2 separate regions of the Homo sapiens genome follow, and region 2 is linked to region 1. A link is an interaction called in ENCODE POLR2A ChIA-PET data of the cell type or tissue named here. Cell type or tissue: MCF 10A. All regions are shown on one strand. Links, peaks and the distances in the headings refer to the core of each region. The heading gives the core; the rest is flanking DNA.

Region 1 (5,388 bases), core at 81-5,080:
AACAATCCTATCTATATTTCATCTTTTCTTTTTTAAGAACCTACCAAATTTTATTGTGATTGCTTATTTAAGAGAGTAAGCTGTGTAAGGTCAGGGACTATGTCTATCTGGCTTACGTTTGTATTTCTTTTTTTTTTTTCTTTTGAGACAGAGTCTCCCTCTGTCACCCAAGCTGGAGTGCAGTGGCGCCATCTCGGCTCACTGCAACCTCCACCTCCCGGGTTCAAGTGATTCTCCTGCCTCAGCCTCCTGAGTAGCTGGGACTACAGGCGTGTGCCACCACGCCTGGCTAATTTTTTTTGTATTTTTATTAGAGACTGGGTTTCATCATGTTAGCCAGGATGGTCTCCATCTCCTGACCTCGTGATCCACCCACGCCCAGCCTGTAAGATTTTTAAAAATATATTTATACATCATGTAATTTCAAGTACTCAAACTTTGTTTATGCTCTTCTCTTTCCCTAAATAGAATTTCCTTTCATCTCTGGTAAAAGTCAGCTCTCTAACTACTGCATCTCACAGCTGAACAGGTAAACATGTTCACTGGACCTGCTTTAAATACATATCCCTTAATGCTGCCCATAGCCAGACTATGTTTCCTTAGTCCATTCACTCTTCCACTACCTCTTGCCTTTTCTTTTCTCAAGCCTTCAATACCTCCTCCCTCATCCTCATTCTCAGCAGATGATCTTGTTTCCTATTTCACTGTAAAAGGAGAAGCCATGGGCTGGGCGCGGTGGCTCATTCCTGAAATCCCAGCACTTTGGGAGGCTGAGGCGGGTGGATCACCTGAGGCCGGGAGTTCAAGACCAGCCTGACCAACATGAAGAAACCCCATCGCTACTAAAAATACAAAATTAGCCGGGTGTGGTGGCACATGCCTGTAATCCCAGCTACTCGGGAGGCTGAGGCAGGAGAATCTCTTGAACCCAGGAGGCAGAGGTTGCGGTGAGCCGAGATCGCACCATTACACTCCAGCCTGGGCAACAAGAGGGAAACTCCATCTCAAAAAGGAAAAAAAAAAAAAAAAAAAGAAGCGATAAGAAGGAAATTGGCACAAAAAGGATAGCCCATCATGTTCTTTTTGGGCCTAATTCTCTTCACCCATTTCCCCTGTTCCCCAACTTTTACTAGACCCCAGGCCATTTTGGTACTAATCTGTTGGGCCAAAGGAAAAAAGTAATGGAGAACTAATGAAAATAATAATGTGTTTGTTGTATTTGTAATGTATTTCAGATAACTGATACCGTGCTTCCAGAAGATTTTTCTAACAGTGTTTGCAAGCTATAAAATAGTGCTTTCACTTAGAAAAGGCTAGACGTGGTGGTTCATGCCTGTAATCCCAGCACTTTGAGAGGCCGAGGTGAGTGAATCACTTGAGATCAGGAGTCTGAGACCAGCCTGGCCAACATGGCAAAACCCTGCCTCTACTAAAAATATAAAAATTAGCCAGGCATGCTGGCACATGCCTGTAATCCCAGCTACTTGGGAGGCTGAGGCAGGAGAATTGCTTGAACCTAGGAGGCGGAGGTTGCAGTGAGCCGAGATCTTGCCACTGCACTCCAGCCTGGGCAACTCCATCTCAAAAAAAAAAGAAAGAAAGAAAGAATTACCATTCTCATTCACCTTAATCCATAATAGCTTCAGAGCCCTGACTAAGAGGGCTCTGAGGTCAACCCAAATCCTCTCCTAGGACTACCAAATAGTCTCCTTTCTAAGATAAGATATTATATTAATGCTCATTTAGGCAGTGGCTTTCAGACTTTTGTTGTTTATTTCCCACAGTAAGAAATATATTTTGCATCTATAGCAAGACAGTTCAAACACATACAGTCACATTTATGACTGAAACGAAAGTTCATGAGACCATAGTTATCTTTATGATACGCAATGATGAGTCAAAGCTTATAATTTAGAAAATACTACATTAAAGAATTGTTAGAGGGAGCATAGGCTGGGCGCGGTGGCTCATGCCTCTAATAGACAAAATCTTTACGATTCCACAAATAGCTAGATGAACATTAGTTTGGAAACTACTCAACTATAACTCTCCACCCTCCACATACACACAAAAAGGAGTGCCCACATGCATGATTAAGCTGCTTGGCTATGAATAAATGACTCATATGACTGTTTGTCTAAGTGGTAAAAAGCAAAGCTGATGTAGGAACAAGTAAGGTAAAATCAATTAGGGAAAGGGAACAGCTCCTCCCTATTGTTCTTTTTTGTTCTCCACCAGCATAAACACTGCTATCCAAGTAGCCTCTGCATTACAGAGGGCTGAAAATTAAGCCCTGAATTGGGGAAAGGGACTAGATGGATTCGATGGTTTCTAAGTTACTTTTAAATCCTAAAACTTTATTCTCTTAATAAACATTTACTGATTGCTTAATACGTACCAGGCACCATGCTGGGAGATAAGGATCCAACATAAGACAAACAGTGCTGATGCTTTTGGAAAGCTCATATTCAAGCTGGGGAGACAAACAACATACAAGTAAGTAAATACAATGAAATTAATGTTGTGAAGGAAGTAACAAAGTCCAATGATAGGGAATAATAGGGGTAACCTACTACTATTCTTATCTATTATTATTATTAATTACTACCATTACGATTATGGTAGGAGTTTGACTCTATGCTGTGTCAAATGGGCAGCCATCAAAAGGATTTAAACAAGGAAGTGACATGACTTAGTTTTAAAAGAGCACTATATTGTGTGGAGAATGTGTTGGGAGGTGGAAAGAATACAAGTAGGAAAATTATTTTAGGAGTCTAGGCAAGACATGATAGGGGCTTGGATTATGGTGGTGACAAACTAAAATCCTGTTTTGTTTGCAATTAATAGACAATGAAAAAGTATTTTTGAATACTGATTTGAAAATCTTACTTATTTTGCCTCCAAAGCATACATTTTTTTTTTCTGTCTTTGCTAAATCATTTAAATCCAAGGGTTCCAAACTTTTTTTTTTTCTGCACACAGTATGCTAGTGGTGGTTGCTTTTAATATTCCAGAGCTCTGTAGTCAAGATCTTGAGTGTAGGAGTTGGTTGGGGTGGAAGGACTGTAATAAGTTGAGACTAGTGGAAAGAAGAAGCTGGTGCCAAGTTGCTGTGCAGAACAGGGCATAGGTGCATACTATAGTTCCTTGGGAATTCTATGAAGCTTGGGACAGTGTTGAAGATTCTGTATGGACAAGGCCCACCTTAGTCAAATAGGGGAAAAGAAAGATATATAAACTACAAGTTCACTTTGGAAAGGCAGAGATATCAGAATAAGAGAGTATTATTTGCATGAGGGTCTCAAAGCTTCTTGGAAGAAATGATACAAGAATTTGGAGTGATGATTATTACCCTAGAATACCATGATTATATTTCCTAAACCAAATAAGAAGAGACTTTTTCCAGCCATTTTGAGGGAAAGTGAATGGGGCTGCCTGGGAGGGCAGGAAATTCATCTAAGGTAGCAGAAAACTAAGATTTGTGGCTAGTGTTAGGACAGCAGCTGTCTGCATGTGATGAATTATTTGTTATGATACAGTTCAACGTTTCTCTGGCCTAGTCTCTGAGAAAACTTAAGTCTTTAATAAAGAACTGAAGAAAAGCTTAAAGAAAAAGACTGCCTCTTGGAGGATTAAATTGAGTTAGCCTAAGGGCCAGCTTTCAGCTCAGAGAGCTGTTACAAGCACCAGAAGGAAGGAGGTAGGAATCCCTCTCCCTACCCCACCCCTATCAACTTTGAGTAGAGCCCCAGCAGGAGCAGGGGGAGAACTAGTGCAGAGTCCTGGCTGGAGCCTTGGCAGAAGGGTGAGAAAGCTCCCAGGGCTGGGAGGCCACTCGGGACCCATGAAAATGGGAGAAACCTCACACGTTGGTTGTCCTTATAAAGAAAGGACAGGGTGGGAACTTGTTATCCATGTACCCAAAATCCCCAAGTGTGGCCTCAGAAAATAAAGGTTACATTGGGTGGGTTGGTGTAACAATTGCTGTATCCCAAAACAAGCTGTAGAATCTTTGGAGATTCACAAGAATTAATTAAACCGATATTAGTCTAGAAATGGTTTACATCCAGATTCTGCTTGGATCCGAGAAAACAGTTTCCCTAAACTTCCAGCCCCCAGTTTGCGAGAGAACAGTCACAGACACACATTCGGACTGATACTGTGTTCTTTCCTCCTACACATGTAGTTGAACAAATGCGGAAAACTCTAAAAATAAGTTCTCTAATCAAGATTCCAGATCGGGAGCAGGCTAAAAGAGGTCTGAGCAATGTTTTCATTTCTTAATGCTCTTGGTGGGTTCTTGGTGAGAGGCTTATTCTTAAAAAGCCCATTTGTAGGCTAGGAGCAAAGACGCTACAGGAATTTACCTGGTTGCTGACCAGTTACCAATGCATGTCCATGTCCATTCTGGTTCTTAAGCCACACTTGTAAACAGCATATAGACTTTTGTAAAAAGGCAAGTCAAAAGCTTTCATGAAGATATTGACATGCTATATCATGTATAAACATATTTGGCTCTTTGAAATGTCTCAGGAATGAATCATACATGTCGCTTTCCACTTTTGGAATAGACTAAAACTGGTTCAGCATGTCCAGCAGGTTAGTCTGGCTTCCAAAAGTTGTTTGGCTATGTATTTGGCTAATGCGAAAGTAATTGCGGTTTTTGCCATTGCTTTCAATGCCATTACTTTTGCACCAACCTAATATATTTGTGCATTTCTTTAAGGAAAATAATTAACCATGCTCTTACCTGCCAGAAGTAGTTCTTAGCTTAATTGCTATTTTCATCACCTTCATAAATTCACATCTAGTTCACAGCAACATTCTAGAGGAATGGTATATGTCAGCCAATAAAAACCACCTCATTAGAAAGTGTTAAAAAAGTCATTTTAAGAAACACCATTCAAAATTTGAGTACGAAAATTAATTTTGCAGCACAGATATACGTTGAGTAGAACTTACTGTTCAAATATAGAAAATGACCAATACATATAAGAAAAATATACTTATTTAATTCCTAAAAAACACATAGATTTTGCTGATAGGAAAAAGAGAAGCAGGGATATAAAGGCATAAATTGCATGCTTTCAAAACACACAGGCTGTATTGATGAGAAACAGAGATGTGTGGACATGGATGCGTGAAAGGACTCACTAAGGCTATAATGAAGGGCCATGAGGAAAGAAAGCATTGACATTTGTTCTTTCCTGGACCTTGACCTTGTGTTATCAGGACCAGATATAGCAGATCTTATAAAGAGGGTGGAAAACAAAACCAGTAGATTCACATAATTCAATTCCAGGCCAAGAATGTAAAAGACATGAGATTGGTGTTTTTGAAAGCCAATGCTACCTAAAGGGGTAAAAATTCAAATTGTTTCTTCCATAA
Region 2 (5,388 bases), core at 79-5,078, 100 kb after region 1:
AATATTTTGAAATGCTGAAGTTACTAAGAAAATAATTTGTCAGCTAGAAAAAAAGAAGTGAAACCTTCTTTGCTTTGAAACAGTGAAAATATTTTCAGAAAGGCAGCAATTTAACTTGGTCCAAGTGTTCATATAGTTGCCACTGCTTTACTACCTTAATACCAAAGAGCAACTCAAATTTGGTACTTTTCGTTCAAGGCGCACATATTGCATACATGCTCCACATCTCATCTATTAAGATTCTTGTCTTGCTCCTTGTTTTCTTTATTGTAAATTTGAGCTTCTCAATGGTGTTCTTCCTCTTAATGCTAATAATGTTCTAGTAAGCAGTCTTGAAAAAGTGAAAGAAATCTTAGATTTCTTAGCAGATGAAAAAACGAGAAAAACATTCTCTCTTGCAGATTCTATTCTACATCATGAAATTATCTTTGCCACTCTTATTTCTAAAAAGGGAATCTTATAAGATACACAGTTTTTGAACACCACCCTTATAGTCTGTATATGAAATCATTAACAGCTAAAAAATCTGTAATTCTGAATGACTAATTAACATTTGTTTTATGAAAATTATAAATACTTAGAAATTTTCTTTTTTATGAAAGAGAATGGGCATTGGGACTTGTATCATCCTTCACACAGAGAAAATAAATAAAACCTATGATTCTGTCAGAATATCACTACCTAATAGTTAACAGTGTAATAACTCATTTGGGCAAGATTCATCATTAGATATGAAAGCCATTGATTATAAGGTTATTGAGGAACAGGATATTCACATGGCCTCAAAGACTCACCCCAAAGTTAGTTTGCTAATTATCAATGAAAATGTATGCCCTTAAAATAATGAGATCTGGCAGTCATCAAATTAAATAAGGTATATAATCCTGAGAGTGTCTCCTTAAATTTTGTGTCATCACACTTGATTCACTGGGGTGAATCAGGTCTGGGGCATGGCTAGATACTCTTCAAAGCTTCCAGGTGATGCTGATGCTGCTAGTTCACAGACCATGCTTTGAGTAGCAAGGCTATAAAGGACAATTTTAAGTAATTGGGGAAATTTTAGTACGGACAATGTTGAATGATATTACTAACTTAATGTTGACTTTCTCTGTAGTGTAGTGGTGGTGTGGCCATACAGAAGAAATTCTCTGTTCACAGGAGATGCATGTTAAGTATTAAAGGGGTAAAGTATTATGACATCCGTACCTTCTCTCAGGCGGTTTGGCAAAAGGGAGGTGGGTTGGTAGGGACACACACAAGCATGCATGCATGTGTATGTGTAGAGAGAGATAAAGTGAGTGTACCTAGAGTTTAATAGAGTTTAACAGAGAGTGAATCTAGGTGAGGAGTAGACTATTTTTTCAATTTTTTGTGGGCTTGAAATTTTAAAAAATAAATTAGAAATAAATCAATTATAGCTAATAAAAAACTAATTAAAAACCCAAAACATCCGCTACTCTATTGAATTTCTTATTTGAACAGAGTTTGAAAGTCTGAATCTCATACAGATAAACATCTTGCATTGTATACAAACCACTTGCAAATGTGTGTGTGTGTGTGTGTGTGTGTGTGTGTGTGTGTGTGTATAAATAAATGAAATCAAAACAAAAACAAACACCACTCTGCTGAACCAAAGAAGCTCCTCAGGTGCACAATCTGGAGACAACCAGATAGGGCCCTAGGCTATGCATCTTCAAAAAAAGAAGGTAAACTCTTCTTTTATGTTTAAGACTTTTTTGTGGGGGTTTTGGGGAATCTAAAGTAGAAAATAAGAGGAAAACAAAACAAAAGAAATAAAATCTGTAAGTCTAATAAGCACCTTTTCAATTTTCCATTTAACAGCAGGTAACAACTGGTTTAATTTACTGATTTCTTGTTACCAGTTCAGAATTTTATCATCAACCTTTTAGCTTAGTGATACAACTTTAAACTGACCCTTATAACTTTCCTATAGATAAAAAAATTCATATTTCTTTTGCAGAGAACAAGTTGAGGCATGTTGAGAGACATGAACAAAAGTCATGAAAGGAAGGTAGTAATGACATAATCAGGAGAGAAGTAGACTTCAGGCTTCTATTTTGCTGCTATAAATAACTTATGTGTAGAATCAGTCAATATAGCTTAAATCATAGGAATTTGGCTTCTATATTTCTTACTCATTTTGATTTTTCCCCAAACAGCAAACCTGCTAAAGATGTTAAAGGAATAAAATCCAACATCATACTTCATTCTTTTGCTGATTTCTTTTCCATCTCATATCTGGCTATTAACACACGGAAATACCTCACCAGATGACTGCCCAGTTACGTTAGGTAGTTTAATGAAAACCAGGAGTTAAGTGGCTGCATGAGTTTTATCTAATAAAAGTATTTCATGCCTACAATCTCTGTACAGTAATCATTTTTTAATATTAATGAAATTTGGGGCTATTCTTACACAGGGAAATGAACTGACATTGCATTAAATGTTAAGAGTTTTGGTGAATACTACAGGAATATTTATGAATAAACACATGTCTACATGGGCATACACAGTCACAAAATGAATTAAAAACAGAATAGGGAAAAAATAACATCGTATCTTTAAAGCAAATCTTTTATATTCAAGCTACATATGACAGAATAAACGTCATAGCATATTTGGACCTACGTTTAACACTAAAAATGCAAGAGAAAATACTAAATATATAGCAGTTAGTTACAAAACTTCGGGCAACTCAGTATGTGCTAAGCACTTTATATACCCTGTTTCATTTAATTCTCACACTAATGCTCTTCTAGGGTATTGTCATTCCTATTTTGTGGATGAAGAAATTAAAGTTCAAAGAGTTAAATAACCTGGCTAAGGTTACAGTGAGTGGGTAAGCACTTGAAGCCACACTGAAACCCAATTTAACAACAAAGCCCATGTTTTTAACCATGAAGATATACTAGCCAGAAAGCCGTATTTTAGCTAGAAATTCTGGCTTTATCTCAATTAATCTTACAAGCCAACTGATAAAAACAAGCAAAATTGAATCACTTTTAGTTTTCTCTTCCTCCACTTCCTCTGGTAATTTTCTTTTTTTTTGGTAATGTTAATAAGTAGCAATTATAGCTAAAATTTAAAACAATTTTTAGGGTTATAAAAACTGTTTTAAGACAAAAAGAGGCTAGATAACCTGCAAACTAGATGATTAACTATCAAATAATTAAGATCATAATTCGCTCTAAAGAAAATACATTTAAAGGAACTAAGTTCATTGAGTCAGATCAAATCGTCAGCTCTGAATTGCCTTTTATCTGTACAATGTTTACAATTTACAGAGAAAAGTAAAAAAGCCACAAGAATGTCTCCAAATAGAAAAAAATAATTAGCCAGGCATGTTGAAGCACGCTTGTCCTAGCTGCTCAGGAGGCTCATGTGGGAGGATTACTTGAGCTCAGGAGTTCAAGGTTGCAGTGAGTTATCATCATGCCACTGCACTCCAGCCTAGGCAAATGAGAGAGATTCTGTCTGTTAAAAAAAAAAAAAAGGAAAGAAAGAAAAATAAAGTATTAGCATACTAGCCTTGATTGTTTCTTCAGATACTTGGTTCTGTAATGCTTTTAAAGCTTCATCTTTCTTCATATTTTCCTTTTTCATTTCCTAAAAACAGTAAGAAAAGTATAAGTATGCAGATTTGATTAGATTTAAAGGCAAGTTATAGAGACATAAAATATTAGTCAACTTCTAAATAGCACTTTTATAAGGATGATTTTACCCCTTTGCTTTCCGTCAAGAGTCTATCTAGTGATTCAAGATGATGTTGTTTGCATATTATATCTTGTTGCAACATGGACATAGTCTTTTCTTGTTCTTTAAATTGTTGGTCCTTTTTCTCTAGTTGAGCTTCAAGCTAAACATGAAAACAGAATTTTCATATTAAATATTTTAAAATTTTGAAACATTTTAAATATTAAATACATGTGACACTATAATTGAAATTACATAGATTTTTGTATTTTGCCAAATTGTCTTCAGCTTCTCTCTTTTTAAGGAAGAAATGAAATCACTTGCATGAACAGACACTTCTCAAAAGAAGACATATATGTGGACAACAAACATACAAAAAAAAAGCTCAACATTGCTGATCGCTCAAGAAATGCAAATCGAAACCACAATGAGATACCATCTCATGCCAGTCAGAATGGCAATTATTAAAAAGTCAAAAAACAGATGCTGGAGAGGTTGCAGAGAAAAGGAACACTTTTACATTGCTGATGGGAGTGTAAATTAGTTCAACCATTGTGGAAGGCAGTGTGGCATTTCCTCAAAGACCTAGAGGCAGAAACACAATTTGACCCAGCAATCCCATTACTGGGTATATACCCAAAGGAATGTAAGTCATTCTATTATAAAAATACATGCATGTGTATGTTCATTGCAGCACTATTCACAATAGAAAAGACATGGAATCAACCTAAATGCCCATCAGTGATAGACTGGATAAAGAAAATGTGGTACATACATACTATGGAATACTATGCAGCCATAAAAAGGAACGAGATCGTTTCCTTTACAGGGACACGGATGGAGTTGGAAGCCATTATCCTCAGCAAACTAACACAGGAACAGAAAACCAAATACTGCACGTACTCACTTATAAGTGGGAGCTGAATGATGAGAACACACGAAGACATGGGGAGGAACAACACATACTGAGGCCTATAGGGGAGTGGGATGGGAGAGAGGGAGCATCAGGAAGAATAGCTAATGGATGCTGGGCTCAATACCTAAGTGATGGGATGATCTGTGCAGCAAACCACCATGGCACACATTTACCTATGTGACAAATCTGCACCTCCTGTACGTGTACCCCTGAACTTAACGGCTGAAGAAAAAAAGGCAAAATGTAGAAACTAAGAATATAGACCCCTTTACCCCTCCCCCTTTACACTGTCGTTGTCACATGTATTATATCAATATACCTCATCAGTAAATGTTATAATTTCTTCTTTCAACTGCCATAGATATTATAAAAATCCTATATTTACCAAATATTTACTGTTTTTGTTGTTCTTCCTTTATTCCTGAGGTCCCAAGTTTCTCTCAGGTATTTTTTTTCCATGAGGAACTTTCTTTAGCATTCTCTTTTAGAACAAGTCTGCTGGTGACAAATTCTCTATGCGGTCCTTCATCTAAGAATGTCTTTATTTTACCTTCATTCCTAGAGAGTATTTTTGTTGGATATAAAATAGAATGACAGTTTTTTTCTCTTTCAGCATTTAAAAAATGTTGTTCCATCTTCTTATGTCCATAGTTTTTGATGAGAAATCTGCAGTAATTTTAACATTTGTTCCCTTATATGCAGTGTCATTTATCTCTGGGTGCTTTCAAAGTTTTTTGTTTTAGTTTTTGGCAAGGATT

Evidence for each region. Peaks named below come from ENCODE experiments on the same cell type or tissue, not always from the same donor. Only the 100,000 strongest peaks of a DNase experiment are listed, where the experiment ranks them.
Region 2: POLR2A ChIA-PET joins it to region 1 with 9 read pairs; 4 of 35 experiments call an interaction of 5 or more read pairs at or near these places.

Annotation. Positions count from the first base shown.
Region 1 is chr1:93,321,743-93,327,130 of GRCh38, reverse strand. It overlaps CCDC18-AS1 (CCDC18 antisense RNA 1), which reads left to right. Exons shown (of 9, transcript NR_034089.1): 6 at 469-529; 7 at 1,236-1,362; 8 at 2,402-2,496. Among named protein-coding and RNA genes, the nearest start is that of CCDC18-AS1, 21 kb to the left of the region's middle. In MCF 10A, for the core only: no CTCF peak of the experiment used is centred there; a DNase peak (open chromatin) is centred at 2,090.
Region 2 is chr1:93,220,098-93,225,485 of GRCh38, reverse strand. CCDC18 (coiled-coil domain containing 18) reads right to left here. Exons shown (of 29, transcript NM_001378204.1): 15 at 3,743-3,877; 16 at 3,550-3,627. It overlaps LOC107985521 (a long non-coding RNA gene), which reads left to right. Exons shown (of 2, transcript XR_001737683.2): 2 at 1,115-5,019. Among named protein-coding and RNA genes, the nearest start is that of CCDC18, 42 kb to the right of the region's middle. In MCF 10A, for the core only: no CTCF peak of the experiment used is centred there; no DNase peak of the experiment used is centred there.